Regions from separate parts of the Homo sapiens genome. Here regions 1 and 2 are each linked to region 3. Evidence: chromatin loops called from intact Hi-C (ENCODE). Cell type or tissue: endothelial cell of umbilical vein. All regions are shown on one strand.

Evidence for each region. Peaks named below come from ENCODE experiments on the same cell type or tissue, not always from the same donor. Only the 100,000 strongest peaks of a DNase experiment are listed, where the experiment ranks them.
Region 1: a loop joins it to region 3, with 4 times the contacts of the local background. A loop is called at or near these places in 3 of 110 quality-filtered maps.
Region 2: a loop joins it to region 3, with 3.0 times the contacts of the local background. A loop is called at or near these places in 10 of 110 quality-filtered maps.

The regions. Positions count from the first base shown.
Region 1 is chr18:49,174,028-49,182,027 of GRCh38, reverse strand. All of the region lies in intron 14 of DYM (dymeclin), which reads left to right. Among named protein-coding and RNA genes, the nearest start is that of MIR4744, 130 kb to the right of the region's middle. In endothelial cell of umbilical vein, a CTCF peak has its summit at 3,044 (motif pointing right); a DNase peak (open chromatin) is centred at 4,827.
Region 2 is chr18:48,829,865-48,837,864 of GRCh38, reverse strand. The region is part of intron 10 of CTIF (cap binding complex dependent translation initiation factor); the gene reads right to left. It overlaps CTIF-AS1 (CTIF antisense RNA 1), which reads left to right. Exons shown (of 3, transcript XR_935449.3): 3 at 2,866-8,000. Among named protein-coding and RNA genes, the nearest start is that of CTIF-AS1, 8.0 kb to the left of the region's middle. RefSeq lists enhancers at 265-1,164, 1,165-2,065, 4,528-5,191 and a silencer at 4,633-4,927. In endothelial cell of umbilical vein, no CTCF peak of the experiment used is centred here; a DNase peak (open chromatin) is centred at 3,004; H3K27ac peaks cover 760 bases.
Region 3 is chr18:48,899,283-48,907,282 of GRCh38, reverse strand. The region is part of intron 2 of LOC124904355 (a long non-coding RNA gene); the gene reads left to right. Among named protein-coding and RNA genes, the nearest start is that of SMAD7, 48 kb to the left of the region's middle. In endothelial cell of umbilical vein, a CTCF peak has its summit at 4,603; a DNase peak (open chromatin) is centred at 5,112; H3K27ac peaks cover 2,016 bases.

The sequences.
Region 1 (8,000 bases), 270 kb before region 3:
TTTAAACTAAGTGAAAATGAAAATGGAACATATCAAATGTTGTGGGATGGCTGCCACTAAAGCAGTATTTTAAGGGGAAGGTATAGCCTGAAATGCCTATATTGGAAAGAAAGAAAGATCTCAAATCAGTGACTTCAGCTTTCACCTTAAGAAACTAGAAAAAGAACAACAAATTAAGCCCAAAATAAAATAAAAATAATAAAAAGCAGGAATCACTGATATAGAAAACAAATGCAGTAGATAAAATTAAAACCAAAAGCTCATTCCTTGAGAAGATCAACAAAAATGATAAACCTTTGGCCAAGATTGTATGTGGAGTAATTTTGGGCTGTATCTTGAACATATGATGGTTACACAGATTAGGTATCCCTAATCTAAAAATCCAAAATGCTCCAAAATTCAGAACGTTTTGAGCACCGACATAATACTCAAAGGAAACATTCACTGGAGCATTTTGGATTTCAAATTTTTGGATTTGGTATGTTCACCTGGTAAGTATCATGCCAATATTCCAAAATTTGCAGGAATTCAAAATTAAAAACACTTCTGGTTCCAAGCATTTCAGATGAAGGAAATTCAACCTGTATTGTGGGGACTCTGGACAATTCTATTATAAACCAGCTGGTTTGTGTCTCGTAAAACAGAATAACATGTTCTCTTTACTGGGGGATCAAGGATTAAATTAAAATGCATTTATGTAAAAATTAAAGATTTTTTCATTGGCATATAAATATAGTTCTGAGTGATCTCAAAATCATGCTGTTCCACGGAAACATTCATTTTGCTTTGGGTTTCTCTCATAAATCATCTTAACTTTTATCCTTGACTTTTTCTTACCAGAGCACATCTCTTTTGTTTAAAATACCCATCTAACTCCAACACGACCTTGACTCTAGATGGTTTGCTGCATTTCATGACGTGGTATTTCCAGTGATTCTCCAAATCAGAAACTGCATACTAACGGCCTGCAGCCTGGACTCAGGCTAGAGAGGTGCTGTGTTTGGTTTGCACAGTTTTTTTTGTTTGTTTGGTTTTGGTTTTTTGAAGTTAGAATTTGTTGCTAACATATAACAAGTTGGAATAGCTGGCAATGCAGAGCCCACAGTCCTCCATGCCAGAAATCAATTGGAACTGAATGGTGACTTTTTCCATAGGTTCTCTCTTAAGGGTTTTTACATTAATTCCCTCAATTTAACCATCACAGCAACTCTTAACTGCCACCATCATTATCACCAAGTATAAGGAAACTGAGTCTCAGAAAAATTAAGTGTCAGAAATCCCATGAGCTATTAAATGGAGGAGTGGGTGTTTAAATACAAATGTGTCTGAATTAGCCTATATTCCTTTCTGCATAACATCAAAAATGAGGTTATTTTATCTTTCAGTTGAAAAATCATTGGTATCCATAAATATTATATGATGCTAGCTGTAGTGCCCCAGGTATCAAGTTTATCATGTTAAATTGTGCAAGGTTAAAATTTACAATCATTTATCAATTTTCTTTAAGTTCCTTAATGTGGAGTTTACCATAGGCTACTTTCTCATTTCTAGAATATTGACATTTGTTGCCTGTACTGTCCATATAGGTTACTGATAAATAATTGAGAAAGGTGTTCACTTTAACATTGTTTTCCTATTTAAATTCTTTATTTAATATGATTCCCATTTATGAAAATAACAACTAATCACTACCAGAGAACGAGGATGGGCACTGACATCTATAGTTTTCTGGTTTCAAAAGGAACACAGAAATTAAACTTCATTTTGAATAAAAGCTGTCCATGATTTAGATAATAATTTATATCTCTTATCAAGAAAAAAGTCTTCCTTACAAAGATAGACTTGTATATTCTAGCTTAATAAATATTTACTTTTTGACTGAACAGATTAGATTCTTTAATCTGGGACTGTTTGTTTCTATCTAACTAGCATTGTTATCAGACTAGAGTTAGGTTTTTCCATACAACAGATCACTTGACAAATAATTAAATACATCTATTATACAAAAGTAAACTGGAATTAAATACTAACATTTATAGTCTAGGTCATGTAATTTCCTCTACCAAAAGTAAGGAAAATATTAACCCTCTCCACTTTAGTATAAACTTTAAAGAAGTTCAACAGATTCATGCTTTGAATAAAGTATCTTTTGCTTTCTTTTTTTGCCTTAAGTGGAAATGATGGTGCTGGTAGTAAGAGATTATTTTACTGTTGCTATCTCTGCTGATTAAGAATGAACAAAATATCAAAGCATTTACATACAGAGGAAGCAGTAGATACTTCGTGTTAAACAGACCTTGGGCAATTTACTTTCCCTCAGCTCCCTTCTCTGTAAAATAGGGATAGTAATATCTACCTTATGTTGACAATGATTTCTCTAAAGACCCAATCCTGTATTTGTTGTGTAATAGATACTCTATAGATGGTAACTATAAGCCTATTCATCGTTGTTGTCATCATCATCATCATCATCACAACAAAATAACTTTATGGTTTTGACAGACCTGAAGATATATTGTGTGGTAACTATATATTCCAAGTCAAAAGTTGTGACATGGTTTGTAAGCAAATGGTAGAATCACATTAGGTGACATTTTAAGTACTCAGTATATCAAGAAACTTTACAGTAGGTGTCTTAAATTGGACACTGTTCAAACAAATTAGAAATGGAGACACTCTTTAAGCCTAATAGATCTTTACTGAATATTGGTCAAATCTCCTTATCAGTTGTAATTACAGTACAGTGAAAAGTCTGTGTAACCCAAAGCTACTGAGCTTCAGATTTTAAATAACTCATAGCAAAATAAAGTTCAGTAATAGTCTCATACATGAAGGCAGTGAGATCATTATGGAATGGAAAGAGCACTGGATTGGGAGTCAAAAGACCAGAGTTGTTCTGGCTCTCAGAAAGCTTTGTGACTGTGGTCTAGTTGTCACCTCTCTTGTTTTTCATCAACACTCAAAGAAGGGAGCTGGATTACATTGTGAAGATCCCAAATATAATGTATCAATGCCCTTCAGTGTGCTGTAATGGGAATTAACTGTAGCTTTTGAGCCAGCAGAGGGAGCACGAAGCATGAATTTATGTCTGGGTTTTAGGAAAATGGGGGCGTGGTGGGGGGGTTACATGGTTAAACATTAATTACAGTTCTTAAAATAGATTATTTCCTATCAGGTTATACCCAACTTGATTTGATCTATAATATTATCTGGAGATGGTGGCATTCTTAAAACTACTGATAGAATTCTACCTCTGTAATTATCGGTAGTTATAATAAAGGACTATATTCCAAAAGTACATTTAATCCATGGTTATTTCTGAGGATTACTATCGTTTATTTTCTCTATTGTTAGTGTATTTTTATTAGAAAGAATTATAATTTTATCATTTTGGAAATATTCTGTTGATATTGAAATAACTGGGCTATTTGAAACCATAAGAATCTTTAAGTGATACATCATTTATCTAGCATTCTTGGGAATTGTGCAGTTCCACATATTTTCCAAATAACAAAAGTATGTTTCACTAAAGCGCCACCTTAAAAATGTTAGAAAGTATTTGGGATAGAGATCTTGCTATTGCAGACTTTTAGGAGTTTGAAGTAAAGACCTTACACACATTTGAATCTTTTTCTCATTGCTGCAGGGTTGTTGATTTGAGCATGTACTGATGTACTAAACCATAGTGGAATTCTGAGTTTGCTCCTTCTTTGATGTTGAGGCCCATTTTTCTCTTTTTGGTCACACTACTCTTAGATTTTTCCCATTTCCACATATTCCCATTCTGGTTTTCCTTTCTTCTTTGTTGCTTTTATTATTTAGAAGCTTTCACTGAGGAAGCCAGTAACTGAGCTTTCTGAGAACTGTGTTAAATTAAGATTCTAATTTAAGGCCTAAGGAGTTAAATCCATGGCTTTCCTATAGGCATTGATAACAACTTCATTCATGGAAATTGTTCTCTCTTTGTGGTTTCGGTTTATGTATTAAGAGGTTGGAAAGGGAGCTACTTCTTTATTCAGGATGAGTCACAGTAGAGATGGGTTTCTTATGAAGTTACTGTAAATATATGATTGGTTTTGTGGTTTTTCTAAAAAGTAGTTTTAGAACTTTAACTCAAAGAATATCTTATCCACCAGTCAGTAGATAGTTTATTTAAAAGGAAAATGAGGGATCATTAACCCACTGAAACCATTGGTATATACAGGAGGCATTGTGGAAGTGTTAAAAGAAGAAAAGAGGAATGGACATCTGTGCCCTTGAACTTGTATTCACATAAGAAATGAGACAAACCTACAAACAAAAGATAAAGGAAGACATGGGAAAAATGTGTAGGACAAGTATAAATTAATAATTAGGTACACAAAGATCAAAAGGAAGTTGAAATAAATGGATAAAGTTTTTACAGACATAAGATTTTTTTATAGTGATGAAGCTAATAGGTGTTGAAAAAAGGCATTTACCAGTAAAGACCTATAATTCCAGTTAAGGCTTCCTGTTCCTATGGCCATCCCAAAGACTAATTATATTCACTAAATTAAGATTAAGGGCTAAGCAAAAAAGAAATTTCAAAGTTCCAGTTGAGATTCTCAAATTAAGGGTCCAACACCTGGGAAATATTTTGGCTATCAATTGTGTTATAACGTAGTTATAGGTACTCTGCAGCATTTCCCCAAAGTTAGCAGTATCATGTTTCCTGTGACTATCTTTGTAAAATCTGACATATAGTAAACATGCTTTATTTGGTAGGTTTCCCCTGAGAGGAAATTTCTTTACACTTAGGAAGTGCCTTATGACCTGTGATAATAATAACTTCTACCCTGCCATCCTGGCTCCTCTTGCACTCACTGTGAGGTCATTCCACTTTCCAAATGAATTTTCTCTTTCAATGTTATTTCGATCCCAATTATTCCCATAAATTAGTGACACTGTGCCATAGGATTTTTAAAAAACTGGACAGATTTGCTATTTCCTTGGTGTGCAATTTTCTCAAGAGACTAAGAAAGGGTCACCGAAAAAGACAACCAAACTTCTTTCAAGTCAGAAAATCTCTTTCTTTACAGAACATAATTTTCTAATAGAGAAAATACCATAAAACTTCTAATAAGATCGATATCTTTAGAATTGCATACTAATTATAAAAAATTAGACTTTCATCGTAGTTTAGTTTATAAAGGATATATACATTTTTAAAATCCATTGTCCATGAAATATGTATAAAAGGAGTAAAGTGCTTTTTAGATAAATTACCAATTTTTAATTTTGTAATTTTTGCTAAATAACATTTCTGACCAAATCTAGTCAAAATTGGAAAGAAGCCAAGCACAGTGGCTCACACCTATAATCCCAGCACTTTGGGAGGCTGAAGTGGGAGGATCATTTGAGGCCAGAAGTTCAAGACCAGTGCGGGCAACAAGGCAAGACCTCATCTCTGCAAAAAAAAAAAAAAAAAAAAAGCCAGGCTTGGTGACACGTGCCTGTTGTCCCAGCTATTCAGGAGGCTGAAGCTGGAGAATCACTTGGGTCCAGAAGCTTGAGGCTGTCATGAGCTATGATTGCACCACTGTACTCTAGCCTGGTCAACAGAATGAGACCCTGTTTCTTAAAAAAAAAATTGAAAAAAAATGTGCTTATGTTAAAAACACAAATGAAATTTGCATGAATGTTTTTGTGGAAAATGAAAATAATTGTCTTTAAGCTAATGTTAGATTCTCTTATTTCAGTCTCTTATAAATTTGGTAGTATAGTTACCAGAGTGTATATTGACAGATTGTGTATTTTACCTATTATTTTCAACATATTTTATCAGTAATAATTTTTGTAACATCATTTTTTAAGTTGTTAGCCATCTTTCAGTTTTCTTTCTATGTCTTCCACATTTTGACTTTAGTTACCTTAGCTAGGGGAAATTCAATTCCTGAGTTTCAGCATTTTTTTAAAGAAACATTGTTTAGTCCAATACTTTGCCATGTTGTATGACTAGTTATTATTGGGTTTACATATAATTTTTGATTATGCAGTCATACCATGAAGGTCATACTGAATGTTGTACTATAATTTTGAGTTCTTGCTAAGATACATTATGTGTTTTTAGGATTCTAGGATTGGCTTCTCCAGTTACAATGCAGGGTGTGCCCTTTTGGTGGGAACCTCTTTCACTAAATATCACACATATATTTCTTTGTCTTTTGCTTTTACTATATATAGAGTTTTTGAAGAAGATGAGTTATTGTGTTTTCTTTATAGTGTTGAAATATGGAGCAGTAGGTTCTACTAGAACATGTGTGGTGCTTAGTGTACTGATGGACACATCTGTTGTCCATGCATTATGCTGTGTACTGCTAGTCACAAGACATTTGCATTTTAACAAGCATTACTTGACAGTCAGCAAGCTGGTGGTGCTGAGTTTTGTTATTTTGTTCTCCACCTTTTATTCCATAAAATCAACATCATTTTAGCTCTTGTCCTGGATGGAAATGAATTTTAAGCTAGTTATTATAAACCTAAAATAATGTTTATGGTTAGTAAGGCAATTAAATGTGAATGAACGGGCAGTTTACCCTGCCCTAACCTTGCTTCTTTGTATAAATGTCAGTGTTCTTAGTAAAGATTGTTACGTAATTAGTCTTTCCTTCATTTTAACTTTTGGTCCTTAAAGATAAGATTTTTAAACTAAAATCAACTAAGACTGCTTGTTTCTGATTTTGTAAGGCAAGAATACCGACGTCATTGCAGTTTCTTTTATTGGAGTAAGAACGATAGAAAAGAAGATAAATCATCAATTAGTAGTAAGCATATTTTAGACCATGTTGTGCGCAGAACACTGTCCAAGGATCTACAATCAAGGCCTTAAATGAACTTGGCATTTGGAAAAATACATGTTTACAGTACAAATATGCATTACACTTGTGTGTAGCAGTTTAAGAGCAACTATGAAGCCGCATATTGAAGCAAACAAATAATTAAGATGACATAATTTGATAGAGAAAAAAAGCTTGGGAAGTTACTATTTCTATTATAATCTGCAAGTAAAAAGAGACAAGTTTCATAACATGAATTTGTTCTGTCTTCGTCGGCTTTGATGTTTTTTTCTGTTATGGTGTATTAATCCTCACATGTTTTCCGTATTTGTTAGAACCATCGTTATCTGTCCCTTTCTTCTTCAGCCTTTTCCCTCAGTTCTCGCTCTCTCTCTGTCTCAGCTTAAGTTCACTTCATTCTCTCTTCTTGCACATGGGTTTTCTCTGTGAAGCTAAGCGTGACCATAGCCAACTCCGGGATTACGTCTTTACAATCTTCTAACCAGAGAGAAAAAGCAGCTTTCTCACCCTTTCTAGTTAGTAAAATCCTAGGGAATATTTCCAGCTGGCTCAACTAGAGCTTATATTCATTGACCAATCTTTGTGACTCAGGGAATGAGCCTGTGTCATAATCTCACTTTTTTCAGGAAAGTAGTTTCTGTTTCTGAAAGTAGGGGGTGAGAGTGAATCATATTGGACAAGAAAAATAGCCATCATAATTAATAAATCTCCATATAAGAGATAATGAAGTAGTGTAATGAGTCCATGGTCTAGACTCGGATTACCAGGCTGTGAATTCTAGCTCTTCCATTTATGAATAGTATAGTCCTTGGCAAGTTAATTTACTTCTGTATGTCATCACTTATAATGTGATGTTAATAATAATACTGTCTTCATTAAGGAGCTGTATATTTAGTTAACAAATGTAAAAGGTTAGAGAGATGTGTGGCATAGAGCACATTCTCAGTAAGTGCTAGCTGCCATCATTCTTATCTACATCATCATCATAGAAAAAGATACCATTGGGACCCATCCTAGGAATTGTAAGTCTGGTTTAACATGCCATAATCAATCAGTACCATCCACTATTTTATTAGACTTAAAAAGAAAACTATATGATCATCTCAGTAGGTACAGAAAAAGCATTTGACAAAATTCAATGGCCATTTATGAAAAGAAATGAAACCAGCTTTCACATAACAA
Region 2 (8,000 bases), 69 kb after region 3:
GCTGCTGGGACAGGTTGGTGGGGGGCAGGGGCTCAGGGCATCTGGGAGCAGGGAGAGGGATGCATCCAGTGGGTAGTTCCCAGCCCTGTGTTTGTACTGGATCCACCTAGGAGAGAAACAGATCCAGCCCTCACTCTTTGATTTTAGGGCTATGTAGGGCTGTGGGGGCCTAGGAATCTGTATAGTAAGATCTCTGGGTGTTTCTGGTGCAGTCAGAGTGGGCACCACTGAGAAAAATGTCTCTTCAGGTGGATGGGAGTGGCAGAGGCTCCATAAATGACTGAGACCCTCTTCTTAGCTCTAATCGCCTTTGTTCAGTTTGGGCTGGGCTCACCCAGGCTCAGGTGCCCCTAGGCCCATAGCTTCCACCCCTGCCTTCAGGTGCTTCCCCCAGCCCAGACCTCAGCCCTCCCCAGCTCCCAGGCCACTCCTCCTCCTCTGAGTTCCTGCAGCACTGAGAATTTGAACCCCGGATGTGACATGAACAGTGGTCTCGGTGTCCTCTGAGTGGGGATGTGTGCCAGGCCCCTGCTAAATGCTTGATGGGCCTTAGACAGCCCCCTTCTCGCCCCCACCCTGTGAGGCAGGCACCAGTGCTCCCTTGCTCTAGGGAGGGGCTCTCGTGAGCACAGGGATGAGGATTTGGATCCGAGACCATGAGGCTGTTGTTCCTCCCTTTACCAATGTGTGTATGGGAGGCCCCGGGAAAGGAGACCCCCCAGCCCCTGGGCATTGGATGGGAGCCAGGAGGAGAAAGATGAGGTCCCCAGTCCTTGGCAGCTCGTAACCTCTGGACCTCACTCCTTTGCCCCCAGGCCAGGCAGTGCAGGCTTTGCTGTCAAACCCTGGCTGCCTCAGTTTCCTGCCCTTCCCCGCTCCTTATGCGATGGGAAGGGACAAACAGCCCAAATGTGGGCAGGGATGCAGGACTAGTAGCTGACAATTTCCCAGGGTGTCCCACTGGGCCCCGGCGCCCTCTCAGCAGGCTGATGGCAGGTGATGTGGACTAAGCAGGGGACACACTCACAGATGGCATCTATGTGCGGTGCCCAGGAGGAAACCAGAGGCACAGCTTGGGTGGCAGCAGAGCCAGCACCAGAACTCAGATTTCCTGACTCCTAGCTGGTTGTTCCTGCACCAGGCAAAGAGGAGAGGAGTGGAGGAGGAAGGCCTGGCTAATCCTTACCTGGGCATGACCAACGGCAGTCTCCTGGGGCTTCCCACCCTGCTTCCTTGCCCCTCTAGGGGAATGGCAGGTGCTGGCAGTCCAGGGGGACCTGGTGGGATGTTGGGACCTGGAGGGCTGAAGTGATGGGGTTGGTTGGGGATCTCACTCACTGGTGCCTCATAATCGCCCAGGCCTTTGGAGTTGAGGTGTGAGAAGCTGGAGGGCCTGCCCCATACGCATCTTAGGGGGCAGCAGGGTGGTGGAGGGGTCCCCTAGATGCCAGTGGTGACCCCACTGTCCTCCAGGCAGAGCAAGCAGGGCCCACACAGCCCTTAGAATCAGGCCTTGAAAAAGACCAGGCTGAGCATGGGGACCCTGAAGGGCAGCCCAGGGCCTCTCTGGGGGCTGCTGGCTGTGCTCAAGAGGGGGCACCTGATGGGACCACGTCAGCTCCAGGAGAAGCACAGAATATACTTTTTAACTCTGACTTTGTTGCTGGGATCTTGAATGCTCCAGAGCACAGTGGGAGCTGCCTCTTTAGAGAAGCAGCTGCTGGGGGAGGAGGGAGGTGGGGCCTGGAGGTGGGTGGGCTCCAAGGCAGTGGCTCCTAGGGCGGGGGTATGCATTTGTGCCTTCCTGCAGCAAATGTTCATGGGCTAGAGGGCCTGGGGCCATGGGGACCAAACAGCCCGGTGCCTGTCCCCAGGCCACCTACAGTGGGGGGCAGAGGGGTAGAATGACAAATGCAAACAGGGAGCTGGGAGGGAGCCCCCTTTGGATGGATGAGGTGATCAGGGCAGGCTTCTCTGCAGAGGAAACCCAAAGGTTGAGTAGGGGGCAGCCAAGTCAGGGGTGAGGGCAGGTGGGGGGCTTGGTGGGAAGGGACCATGACCGACAGCTCCCACACAGTCCCCTCTCCACACCTGGCCTGACATGTCCTACTTGATCCTCACATAGTCCCATCACTGCTTTATGGACCACGCCAGAGGGGGGAGATCAGATGATCTCCAGTGTGCCCAAGGCCACTCATGGGGGTCAGGGAGCTGATTCTCAAATCCAGGAATATGCCTTGAAAGTCTGGGGCTCCCTTCTGCACTGTGCTTATAGATGTGGGATCCTTAGCTTTCTTGGGAGCATGGATCCCTTTGAGGATCTCGATGAAAAATCTGCACCTCTCCCAGAAAAATGCACCTCTGCACAGGTTCACAGATGTCTGCATACAATTTCAGGGTTCTCAGACCCTGAAGGCCACCAAGGGACCCAAGTACATGAGCCTTACACAGCACAACCTAAATCGTCAATGGCAATGTCTCAGGAGTGTAGGACAGTGACTGCCTCTGTAAGACCATCAGCACAGCCATGGCCACACATGTTGTCTGGAGGATCAGGTGGCCTTTTTCTGTGGCTTTTGAGGTTGAGGCTGGGTACCCTTGTGGCTAATGCATAATGCCAGGATGGCCAATAAAGACACCATAAAAATTCCCTGCCGTGTGCCTGACACTGGACAGATTTAATCTCCAGGTCTTCTGGGAACCCCGCAGAGGCAGGGGCTGTTTTCTCATTTTACTGATGGAAACTGAGGCTCAAGGAAGTGAAGGAATTTGTTTCAAGTCCCAGGCAGTACCACGAACATGGGATTTGAAATCACGCAAGTCTGACACGCAAACCTTGGTTCTTTCCTTTTTCCCTTCTCACAGAGGGTGCTTTTCGCTTCCCGGAAGCTGGCAGGGAGTTCCTCTAAAGCGCAGGTTGGAGTGGTCAGAAGGGAGCGAACTGACAGCACGAGGAAGGCTCAGCGCATGCCAGCTCCACTCACGGGAAATGACTCACTGCAGCCCTGCTGCTCTCGGGCTCCGGGGGACACATCCACATTTCCTGTATCTCGGCTAGAGCCTTGGGCAGTGTGAGCTGGCAGGGCAGATCGCTGAAGGCGGCTAGAGATAGAAAACCACCCAGCTCTGCATCCTGAGACAAAGAAGCCTTTCCCTGGGCTCATATGATAGAGGTACGTTGCCTCTGGGCCTCAGTTTTGCCATCTGTAAAATAGGGTGAAGGTCAGACTAGATTGGGCATATTCAGTGTGGGATCCCCCTAATGACGGCATCAGCATCACCTGGGAAACTGCAAATTCTCCTTTATGACAGTGGCTCTCAAACTTTAATGTGCATTGAAACCATCTGGAGGAGAGGAGCGTTTCCCACTTGAGAACCACACAGCGGGATCAGGGAGGGGCGAACTATAGTCCACCGGCCAAATCTGGCCATGGCCTGCTTTTTATGGCCCATGAGCTAAGAATAGTTTTTTCCATTTTTCAGTAGTTGGGGAAAAAAATCAAAGAATATTTTGTGACATATACAAATTATATGAAATTCAAATCTCAGTGTCCATAAATAAGGTTTCGTTGGCACACAGTCACTCTCAGTCATTTGCATATCGTCTACGGCTGCTTTTTCCGCTATGAAGACAGAGTGGAGGCGCTTGCTCTCCTGGTTACATGCTGCTGCTCACGCCCTACACCTCGCAGGGATGTGGTTAAACTCGGCTTTGCCTCTTGGCCTGCAGAGCCTAAAATATTTACTATCTGGCCCTTCATACCAGACATTTGCCGACCCTCATCTACAGAGAGAAGGGAAAGGAAGAGAACGGGAGGGGAGGGGAGGGGAAAGGAGGGGGAAGGGGAGAGAAGGGGTTTGTGCAAGAGCTGGGGTCCCTTCTGGGGAAAAAATGAGCTGTCAGGGGCTTTTGGAATCTGAGAGAGTCCTGCTCTGCGCTGGGCCAACATTTGGAATCTTTTGCACAGTTGCTTTGAGGGTGATCTGGAAGGCCCCTCTGACCAATAAAGACCTTCCCTCTTGCCTGTATGAAAACCTAACATTCCACTTCTAGAGCAGGGGCTCTTACCTGGGAAGCCCCCCATCCAGAGGCCAGGCTTCGGGGGTTCTAGGTAAGCTTTTAAGCATGCAGGTGTTTTCTGGGGAGAGTTTGGTGGCGCCAGTGACCTTCCCTACCCCTCCCAAATCCCAAGCACCCTTTTTGTTCCTTTGGGGCACACATTTTTCTCTCCCCACCCCTCCTTTCAAAATGTGAAAGTCCCCGGAAGGGGGACACTGTGCACCTACATCTTCCTACCTAGGAAAGGGGTGAGGTGATCTGATGGGACTAGGCAGGCTTTAGGAACGTCCAAGGAGTCTGAGGAGAGGTGGAGGGCGGCGGGGGCAGGGGGGCATTTAGAGAGAGGAAATGGGAAAGAGGGCATCTTTCCCAGAGGGCTGCAGGACCTCCGAGCCCACACTATCTGTACTCATCCACTTCTCCGCATCAGCAAGAGGCATCCAAGACTCGCAGCCCACACGGCTACCCTCCCACCCTCACTGGTGGGCACTTCCACTCCCCAGGCCCCACGAGGCCTCCCGCCTGCAGCGTTAGCCAAGCAAGTCTCAACTCTGGCCCTGGGATTCCAGGTATTTTCCCAGCCAGCCGCACCTCATCTAATTGCTTTCCAGTCAGCTAATCCCTGGCCCACGCCCTCCACTCCAGCCAGGCAAGCCACCTCTGTGTGGCCAGCAGGAGCTTCTGAGACTTCCCATGGCATGCATCCAAGCCTGGGGCAGCCTCTCGCCTCCCCTTGCCCAAACCACATCCTCTTTGCCCTTCCCCACACCTCAAACTCTCCTCTGACTAACATTTCCAAAAAAAGTAGAGCTTGGTCCAGTCCAGACCAAAAGCGGCAGACTAATTCATTCCCTACCACCTCCGCCCCCCAGACTCAGCACTTCCTGACTATCAGGAAAGAACAATCAGCAAAAAGTGGAGCTGTACCTACTGTTCAATTTCTAGAGCTAATTGTTTTCAGCAGGGTTTTGGCCTTAATTAAAGGATAATTAATTACTGAATGTGTGTTTGCATTTCCACAAGTGTGTTTGCGTTTCCTAAGTCTGGCTTTTAACCCTGGGAAACCAGATTCAGCAAATACTTTCATGTTTCAATACTTCTGAGTAAGGGAGAAGGTCTTAATTACAGAAATGGTAGTCCTGTGTAATCAAGGGGCAATGCAAGAATGAGCTAATTGTGCCTTCCACACACTCGGCCACGATTTCTGTCGAGCTGCTGTGAGGAGAGGGTGGCAGCTGCCCAGCCCTGCCCAGCACTGTGTCCCTATCCGTGGATTCTCTTATCCCTGTCACGCAACTGGCCACCCCTGCCACAGCCCTTCTCTTCCCTTTCTATGTGTTTCTTCTTTCCTACCTTTTCCCCCTCTTTAGCACTTTGGGAGGCTGAGGCGGGATTGCTTGAGCCCAGGAGTTTGAGACCAGCCTGGGCCACATGGCAAACCCCGTCTCTACTAAAAATACAAAAAATTAGCCGGGGGTGGTGGTGCACACCTGGAGTCCCAACTACTTGGGGGGCTGAGGTGGGATGATTGTTTGAGCCTGGGAGGTTGAGGCTGCAGTGAGTCCTGATTGTGCCACTGCATTCCAGCCTAGGTGACAAAGGGAGACCCTGTCTTAAAAAAAAAAAAAAAAGAAGGACCACGTTTTCCAGACCCTGCAGGGAGCTCTCCAGCCAGGCAGCCCCCACACGCACACTGGCTGTGAGCTTGAGGTTTTAGTATTCATGGTGCCCCTTTGCTGCCTGGTGCTATGAGAGGCTATGAAAAGTACTTTTGAGACTTTGGGAATCCAGTTACTTTAGGGGTCCAGAACTGCTCCAAAAGCCTGAGGATTCCAGAAGCTGCCTCCAGACCGCCTGGTCCAGCGTAATAGCCACAGGCCACATGTGGTCTTGGGCACTTCAAATGTGCCTGAGTCCAAATTGAGAGCTGCTTTCAGTGTAAACTACAGACTGGATTTCAAAGACTTCGTACCAAAAGAGAAGAACGTAAAAAATATCTCATTGGTACTTTTTAATATTGATTACACGTTAAAATGGTGATTATTTGGATATATTAGACAGCATAAAATTAATTTCACCTGTTCCCTTTTCAGTTTTTTAAAATGTGGCTACTAGGCCATGTAAAATTACACGTGGCTCACGTTATATTGTTACTGGCCATGTTGCTCCATAGGTGAATTCTGCTGTAATTGTCAAGGTTTCCGTCATCTTCAAGGTCTGTGACTGTGGGTGTCCTTTCCCACCCACTCCATTCTCCCACCCTTCGTGCCCCCTGCACATACTCCTAACTTCCTCCGTTCCTCATGGGAGGGGCAGTGAGGAGGGCCCTGCTGAGCGCTGTCACAGTGTACAGCAGGTGCCCAGGCCCCCACAACAATCCCTTCCCCATGGGCTCTTGGTCCAGGGAGCTTTGCTAGAAGCTCCTCCTGACTTCTCCTAAAGATTGTGGTTTGTGGGATTCTGACTTTGGACAGACTGAATCTCATATGAAGCTCGGTGGAGGGTTGTTGAGAAAAGGCCACTTAACCAAAGGCAGGGACAGAACAGAGGCAGCTTCGCAGGCTGAGAGCACTGTTTGCACTGGTTCACTCACAGTGTGGGCACAAATGCCCCTTTTGGGCTTGCTTGCTGGGGTGATGGGGGGTGTTTCTTTTCCCTTTCCCGTTCTGAGCTCATCTCCAGGGACCACTACCAGCCAGCCCCACTCTGCTCACTCACATTGCCCCTTCAAGGGTTCTGGATTTATCTCCACTGAGAAATCATTCCAGATGAATTCTAGAAGGGCTGACTATTGTCTCTGGCTTTGCTCAGTCTAGGCACTCTACTTCCTTAATTCAGTCAATAAGTATCTACTGAGGACCTGCTATATACCAGGCACTATTCTAGGCACAGGGATACAGCTGTGAATAGACACGTTCCCTGCCTTGAGAGAGTTTCCATGCTAGTTGAGAGACAGAAAATAAGCGATTAACAAAGAAAACTCCAAGCCAGGCACTAGTAGGGCAATGAAGAGAAGGCAGTCAGGCTGGGGACAGTGGTGGGGGGACAGGCTGGGGCGTGGTCGGGGGGGGGTCTGAGAAACTGACTTCTGAGCAGAGCCCTGGACAGGCACCTAGAAGAAGGGCCTTCTCCCAGAGAGTGAACCAAGGTCCTGAGCCTTATTCTACTGTGTTCTTCCACATTTTTTCCCAGTAAGCAGCACTTCAGTTTATACAATATAAAATATGCTGTGAACCCATCCTTTTATTTCATGTCTTTGTTTTTTGGGGGTGGTGTACCTCTCAGACAGTGAGCTACAGGGAAGGGAGGAAGTCAATTTATAATCAACAAATCTGGCCGGGCGCGGTGGTTCACGCCTGTAGCCTGTAATCCCAGCACCTTGGGAGGCCAAGGTGGGCGGATCACCTGAGGTCAGGAGTTTGAGATCAGCCTGGCCAACATAGTGAAACCCCGTCTCTACTAAAAATACTAAAATTAGCTGGGTGTGGTGGCACACGCCTGTAATCCCGGCTACTCAGGAGGCTGAGGCAGGAGAATCCTTGACTCTGGCAGGCGGAGGTTGTAGTGAGCCAAGATCACATCACTGCACTCCAGCCTGGGTGACAGAGCGAGACACTGTCTCAAAACACAAACAAACAAACAAAAATAATTAACACATCTACCCAAGGGCCAGAGAGGGTAAGCTGCAGAAGACTGTCTGCCTCCGAAACCCACCTTCTTCCCCTAGCATTCCCCTCCTCTTCCTGGCTACAAGAGAAGGCTGATCCTGGAGGTTCTTTCTCAAAAGGCCTGGCCCCGCCCACACTCTGACCTACAGTTCAGTGCTGGCGGCAATGAGAGCAGAGCCATCAAGAAGGAGCTGGAGCCTGGCTTGGTCTTGAGGTGGACAGAAGGGAGGAGAAAAGTTAGTTCCCTAAACATCATTCACATCTGAAGGCAA
Region 3 (8,000 bases):
TTTCAGTATTTATCACTATAACTTTTTAGGGATATATAAAATATTCATTAAAAATGTAAAAATAGTATATATTCATCATCAAATATTCAAAAGACACAATAATGCATTAAATAAAATGTTAAAGCCCTTCTTAATTTCTCCAATGCTACTTTTCAGGGGTAAATTTCATTAGAATGGATTACAATAGTCCCTCCTTATCTGCAGTTTTGTTTTCCACTGTTTCAGTTACCTGTGATATATATATATATCATTTTTTATATATATGTGATATATATCATATATGATAGATATATGTGTGAGATATATATATATATGTATTTTTTTTTTTCGAGACAGCATCTTGCTCTGTCACCCAGGTTGGAGCGCAGTGGTGTGATCTTGGCTCACTGCTGCCTCGACCTCCTGGGCTCAATGCATCTTCCCACCTTAGCCTCTTGAGTAGCTAGAACTACAGGTGTGTGCCACCACACCCAACTAATTTTTGTATCTTTTGTAGAGATGTTTTTGTTTTTGTTTTTTGTTTTTTGTTTTTTGAGACAGAGTCTTGTTCTGTCTTCCAAGCTGGAGTGCAGTGGCGCAATCTTGGCTCACTGCAACCTCTGCCTCCTAGGTTGAAATGATTCTCCCACCTCAGCCTCCCAAGTAGCTGGGATTACAGGCATGTGCCACCATTTCCTGCTAATTTTTTTGTATTTTTAGTAGGGATTGGATTTCACCATGTTGAACTCCTGACCTCAAGTGATCCACCCACCCTGGCCTCCCACAGTGCTGGGATTACAGGCGTGAGCCACTGCGCCCAGCCTAGAGATGAGGTTTTGCCACGTTGCCCAGGCTGGTCGCAAACTCCTGGGCTCAAGCCATCTGCCCACCTTGGCCTCCCAAAGTGCTGGGATTACATGCGTGAGCCAGTGTGCCCAGCCATGGTCTGAAAATATTAAGTGGAAAATTCCAGAAAGAAGCAATTTATATATAAGTTTTAAATTGTGTGCCATTCTGAGTAGCGGATAAAAATCTCGTGTTGTTCTGCTCTGTCTTATCCGGGACGTGAATCATCTCTTTGTCCAGTGTGTCCATGCTGTAGGCACTTCCCACCCATTGGTCACTTAGTAGTGTCTGTTAGCAGAGCAACTGTCATCGTATTGCAGAGCTTGTGTTCAAGTAACCCTTATTTTACTTAATGATGGCCTCGAAGCCCAAGAGTAGTGATGCTGACACGTTGTCTTAGGTATTCTATTTTATTATTGTTGTTAATCTTTTACTACATCTAATTTATAAATTCAACTTCGTCATAGGTATATATGCACAGGAAAAAATATGTAGGGTTCTGTACTATCTGTAGTTTCAGGCTTCCTGGGCGTCTTGGAACATATCCCTCAAGGGTAGTGGGGTACTACTGTATATCACCATATTCCAAAATAATATTCTTATTCTTATGTTTCTTGATACATCAATTTTAGATATCATCTAATAACCTCCTAGCTGGGGATTAGCTCTCTTGCAGCATCACATTGCTTCCCTTTCCAGTGGCCAACACTTACATTATTATGACTATGCCCGTATTGTACACCCTGAGTCATATAGTATACTATGATTGCATCTATTATTTTTACACAATGTGTTGGTATTTCTGAAGTTGAGTTGTCTAGGTTCTTTTCATTTGCTTCAAGTCCATTGTATTTTTTGCCATTGGTTTCCACACTCTTCAATTACTTCTCAATATAGTTTTTCTCAATGTTAAACCTACCAGATAGTTTGTCAGTTCAATTTTTTCCCCTTCTGGAGTCTCCAGCCCTCTGCCCTAGTCTGGACAGGTTGCCTCATAGGCCTGATGCACAGCAGTCACCCTGAAGCATCCCTCCACCTTCTATTGGGTGGGATCCCTCGTTACCGGCATCCCATGACTTTACCTTTCTTGGTTTAGTCCCTCATTTTGGTGCCAATTGTCTTTAAGTAGCCTGCCTGCCTGCCTGCCTGCATTCCTTCCTTCCTTCCTTCGTTCCTTCCTTCCTTCCTTCCTTCCTTCCTTCCTTCCTTCCTTCCTTCCTTCCTTCGTTCCTTCCCTTCCTCCCTTCCTTCCTTCCTTCCTTCCCTTCCTCCCTCTCTCCTTCCCTCCTTCCTTGCTGCCTTCTTTCCTTCCCTCCTTCCTTCCTTCTTTCCATCTCCCTTTCTCCTCCTTCTCTTTCTTCTTCTTCTAAGCATAACCAAGGGCTTCACAGCAAGAGACAAGGGAAGAAGGACCCACTGGCAGCTTCAGCCTCTGGTCTGTTGTCTCAGCAATTCCACTCTGGCCCTGGACTTGCACTTAGCAAAACTAAAGCCCTGCAAATGACTACACCCACCCTGTTCACAAGGTGAGGGTTTTTTAGGGGCCACCAGGTGTTACCAGAGCTTGCCTGTTAGGGATTCACTCCCTGCCCATTCATGCCTCAAACTATATGGAGAACCCCCTGCAGGGGAATACTCTATCCTGTTGCTTTCTTGATTACTTTTGGTTCCACTGTGTAAAGGGACCCTGAGGACTGAATCCAGCACCTCAAAAGCCACCTGCCTAAAAAGGCAGTCGCATTCTTTCCATTCCCCTCTGCTCTTCCCCATGTGTTTTTCCTCTCTCCCTGGACTGGAAATTTTTGGATGTCAAGTTGTTTTTGTTTTGCTGGCACTGCCTCAGCTTAGGCACTCCTGGCTTCTGGCTTGAACAATTCAGGGGCCTCCTGGGCACTGTCTCGATTCGCATGCTGCCCCCTGCTAATCCATACTTCTAGTTAGGGCAGAGAGTATGTTGTAACATCCAACATTGAGTTATTTTGTTTGTAAAAAACCACATCTCCACATCTCCACACAGGCCCCTTGGCCTGAAATGCATTTCCCTGCTCTCTAGCTGATGAAACCCATCTCTTCTTTCAATGTCCAGCTCAAACATCTACTCCTTCAAGAAGGCTTCCAGTCTCTTCTGTCGGAATGAATCACATCCTGCAGCACTTTATATGACATTTTCTTCTAATCCCTGTCCTTGTCTGCCATGGGAAAGCAGAGAGAGGAGTCAAGTAACCCAGGACAGATCCTGTGGCCAACTAGCAGAGCCACAGGCCACCTCAGCTGGCCCATCTGCGTACTTGTCAGGGAGGAGAGCTTGACTTTGTTCAATACCTATTAAGTGCCATGTCCTAGGCTAAGAATTTCACTGACATAGTGCAATTACATGCTGAACCCCAAAGCTCTTTCAGCAACAAACTTCTCTGCATATGTCCACTTTGAGAGTCTGGGCAGATAATGAGATAGACAAAGAATTGGAGGTGGGGGAATGAAACAGAGAGGACATTTGTTTTTGTAGATTAGCCTACTGTCATCTGGCTCTCTATCTGGTTTAGGGGAATTCTTACTTGAGTCTTTTTTTGTTTTGTTTTTGTTTGTTTTTTATTTTTATTTTTTAAATCTGAGACTGCGTCTCACTCTGTCACCCAGGCTGGAGTGCGGTGGTGCAATCTCGGGCTCACTGCAACCTCTGCCTCCTGGCTTCAAGCCATTCTCCTGCCTCTGCCTCCTGAGTAACTGGGATTTCAGGCATGCGCCACCATGCCCAGCTAATTTTTGTAGTTTTAGTAGAGACAGGGTTTCACCATGTTGATCTGGCTGGTCTCGAACTCTGGACCTCAGGTGGTCCACTGCCTCGGCTTCCCACAGTGCTGGGATTACAGGCATGAGCCACTATGCCCGGCCCTTACTTGAGTCTTATTGAGAGGATAATGAGCAAGATACTTGCTTTCCCAGCTTCCCTAGTGACCAAGTACAGTCATGTGACCTGGGATTGGCCAATCAGATGCCCTCATCCTGGTCCTGGGATCAGGGTCTGGGAATAGAGAAGCAGGGATGTAGGAGAATCATTCCGGAGGTGGACAGTGGTCACATCCTGTTTCTAGGGGGCAGCAGGGACGGCTAGGCCAACAGCAGCGTCCAGCGTTTGGTGTCTAGTGCTGATGTCAGTGGAAAGAGAGGAGCCTTCTGGGGCTCTGTGGCAGGGCCAGTGCGGGTCTCAGGAGGCCAGCACTGTGGTGTGGTTTGGCAGCCACCCCTGCTGTGGAGAAGTTCTCTGGCATGTTGTTGATTCTGTGACCTACCCAGGATCCCCTCATGACTTTTCTTTTGTGCTTAACTCAGCCAGAATAATGTTCTGTATTTTGCAACTAGGAAGACTGACCATGGATAGAGGCCTGGAGAGGCATAGGGACATGGTTGGCTGCAAAATCTCCCAGAGGGCTGGGAATCTCTGTGCCTCCAAAAGGTGTTGATGACCATGGTGTCTTCTCCACCCAGGTGGTCACTTAGGTCCTAAGCAGAAAGATACCACTCACCAAGGGCAGAGTCGCAAAGTTACAGAAGCCCCGGAAATGCTCCAGGAGGATGCAACTGAAAAATAGAACCATCCTAGGCAGTGGCCCTTCATCATGACAGCCACGCAAGCTGAAGGAGAAGGCCACTGTTCAGAGCAGCAGGGCCTAGAGTCCCATGGGCAGGAGGCATGGGCTCTTACCTTGCTGCAATTAACTCGCTGGGCAGCGTGGGCAAGTCCATCCTTTTCTCTGGGCTGCAGCGTCCTCATCAGGAGCCCTGGAATGTGGGCAGATAAATAGGGAGGCCTTGTCCGGCGCCACAGCTTCCAGGACCAGCACTGAGAGCTTCTGAGCTGCCCATGCCCCATGCCCTGAACTCGCGTGCTCTCCCTGACAGCAAGTCCTTGCCTTTCAGAGACTGGGTGCTCAGAAAGTGTGGGTTAATGGACCAGGGACTGGCTGGCTCTGTTAGGTGTGTGGGGTAGATGGCTGGGGTCCTGACAAGCTCCTTCTCCTTGGGTCCTGGGCCATGCCTAATGATCTTTTTCTGGGAGCTCAAGATCTGCCTTTCCTCGGTCTCTACAGAGGAAGAAGGGGAGAAAAGGGGATGGAGAAAGGGGAAGGAGGGCGGCTGGCCTGGCAGTGGCCCCAACGCAGCCTCGGCAGGCACTTTCTGGGAAGCCGCCCCCGGAACCTAGCCCCATGAAGGCCTAGAAGGCCCCGTCTCGTCTCCAGCCCGTTTCCCTTGAACCGGAGCCAGGCGGTCCTCACGCATTACTCACTGGCGGGGCGGCCCTGGCCCGGGGCCAAGGCAAACAGGCCTCCAGCCTGCCTGGGGGCTGGTCGGGCCGGGCTGAGGAGGGGAGGGAGGCACCCGCACAGCCTCCTGCCTGCCTGCGTCCTCCTGCCAGCTCAGCCCAGCCCCAGCCTGGTTGAGGGTCGGGCTTGGTCCCAGCCTCCCCCAGGGTTGGCCTGGCAGTTCCTCTGAAGCTGGCATGGCTGAGATCTTCCTCCTGCCTGTGCCCCTAGCAAGGGCTTCACCCGGGTCCTCCTTCTCCATCAAGGGAGAGATTGTGACTCCTGCCTTGTAGCCAATGCAGTGGCTTCACCCCCTGCCTGTCACTAACCAGCCCCTAGGACAGCAGAGGAGGAGGAAGCCCGGCCCTTCCCAGGCTCCAGGTCTGCATCTCAGGAGCATCTATTCAGGATGACCGATGTGATGATATGGGTTGTCCATCAATATTGTGAATTAGGAGTGCAGAAGAGAAGCAGACCACATGAGCTAGGAAGGCTTCCTGGAGGAGTGGGGCCTGGCAAGGCCTTGAAGGATGATTTAGACAGCCTTGGTGGAGGAAGACAGGAGGGTCTGTACAGTGGGTGTGTTTCTCAGGATGTGATGGGTCTGAAGATGGGGACCTGGGTAGAGGCTGAGGTAGGAAGGGGAAGATAGCTAGGTGAGGAGGATGACACCAGGTACTGTGCCTGGGCAAGCCCAATCAGCCTTTTCCCAGAAGCTCCCTTTCCACTTATGCACCTACCCATTCAACCCACCCATCTGTTCATCTGTCCATCCACATACACATCCACCTATCCATCCATCTACCCATCCCCACATCATCCATCCATCCATCCATCCATCCATCCATCCATCCATCTATCCACTCATCCATCCATCCATTCATCCATCCATCCACTCATCCAATTATCTACCTATCCACACAGCCATCTGCCCATCCATTCATCCATTTACCTATCCATACACTCATCTACCCTTCCATCCTAGCTACAAATATCTGTTGAGCATCCACTTATGAGCCAAGCCCTGTACTAGAATATTCTCACCGACCTTTGTGCATGCAGGCCTGGCTCACAGTAGGCTCAATAAATATTTGTTTAAATATATGGAGAAGTGATGATCAGAGGTGACCTGTCACTATCGTCAGTGAACTTATCATCTTGCAGAACAAAACATGTAAAATTATCAATTGTGATAAGTGCTATGAAGGGAAAGACCAGGGTGCTAAGAGAAGCAAGGAGGAGGTAAAAACTAAGGGCTCTTAGGCTGCTGTGTGATCCTGGACAAGTAACTTGACCTTGTTCTTCCTCACTTTCTGCATCTATATAATGGGAATAATGATAGTACCTTATAGGGACGTCCATTAAGTTTTTTGCAATTATCAAAATCAGAAAGCTTTAATATTAACACAACTTTCTAGTCCACCATGCACATTTAGTTTCAGTTGTCCCAATAATGTCTTTTTCTTACTAGCTTTATTGAGATATAGTTCACATACCATACAATTTGCTCACTTAAAGTATACAATTCAAGGGTTTTTTAGTACAATCATAGGTATGGGCAACCATTACCACTCACCACTGTCAACTTTAGAATATTTTCACCACTCCAAAAAGAAATCCTGCATGCTTTAGCTACCACCCACTTTCTTCTCTCCACCCTCTCCCCTGCACCAGCCCTAGAAAGCCACTAATATGCTTCTCATCTCTATAGATTGCCCTGTTCTGGATATTTTATATACATGAAATCCTACAATATGTGGTATTTTGTTACTGGCTGAAAATAATGTTCTCAAGGTTCACTTGTGTTATAGAATGTATAAATACTTCATTCCTTTTTTTTTTTGACTTTAAAAAAAGTTTTAAGATTTTTAGAACAATTTTAGGTTTGTAGCAAAATTGAGTGGAAAGTACAAAGGGTTTGCATATACCACTTCCTCTCCCTCTCAGCCTTTCCAGCCACCAACAATCCCATATCAATGTGGTACACTTATTACAATCAATGAACCAACACAGACCCATAATTATCAATCCAAGTTCATAGTTTACATTAGGGTTCACTCATTTTGGTTGAGTAAATATTCCATTGCATATGGATGTACAACATTGTGTTTACCTATTCATCAGTTGATAGGCATTTGGGTTGTCTCCATCTTTTGTCTATTATGAATAATGCTGATATAAACGTTTGTGTACAAGTTTCTATATGACCATGTGTTTTCATTTCTCTTGGGCATATAACTAGGAGTGGAATTGCTGGGTCATAGGGTAACTCTATGTTTAATCTTTTGAAGAACTGCCGGACTATTTTCCAATGTGGCTGCACCATTTTACATCCCCACCAGCAGTGTATAAAAGTTCTGATTTCTCCACATCCTTGTCAACACTTGCTATTATCTGACTTTTTGAGTTTAGCCATCCGAGTGGATGTAAAGTGGTTATCTCATTCATTGTAGCTTTGATTTGCATTTTACTGATGACTAATGGTGTTAAGTTTCTCTTCACGTGCATGTGCCTATTGGCCATTTGTATATCTTCCTTGTGGAAATGTCTATTCATAGCCTTTGCCCATTTAAAAATTGATCTATTTGTCTTTTAATTATTGAGTTGTAAGTGGTCTTTTTTTTTTTTGAGATTTGCTCTGTCACCAGGTTGGAGGGCAGTGGTGCGATCTCGGCTCATTGCAACCTCCGCCCATTGCAACCTCCGCCCCGCCAGGTTCAAGCGATTCTCCTGCCTCAGCCTCCCGAGTAGCTGGGACTACAGGTGCGTGCCACCACGCCCAGCTAATTTTTGTATTTTTAGTAGAGACAGGGTTTCACCATGTTGGCCAGGCTGGTCTCGATCTCTTGGCCTTGTGATCCACCCGCCTAGGCT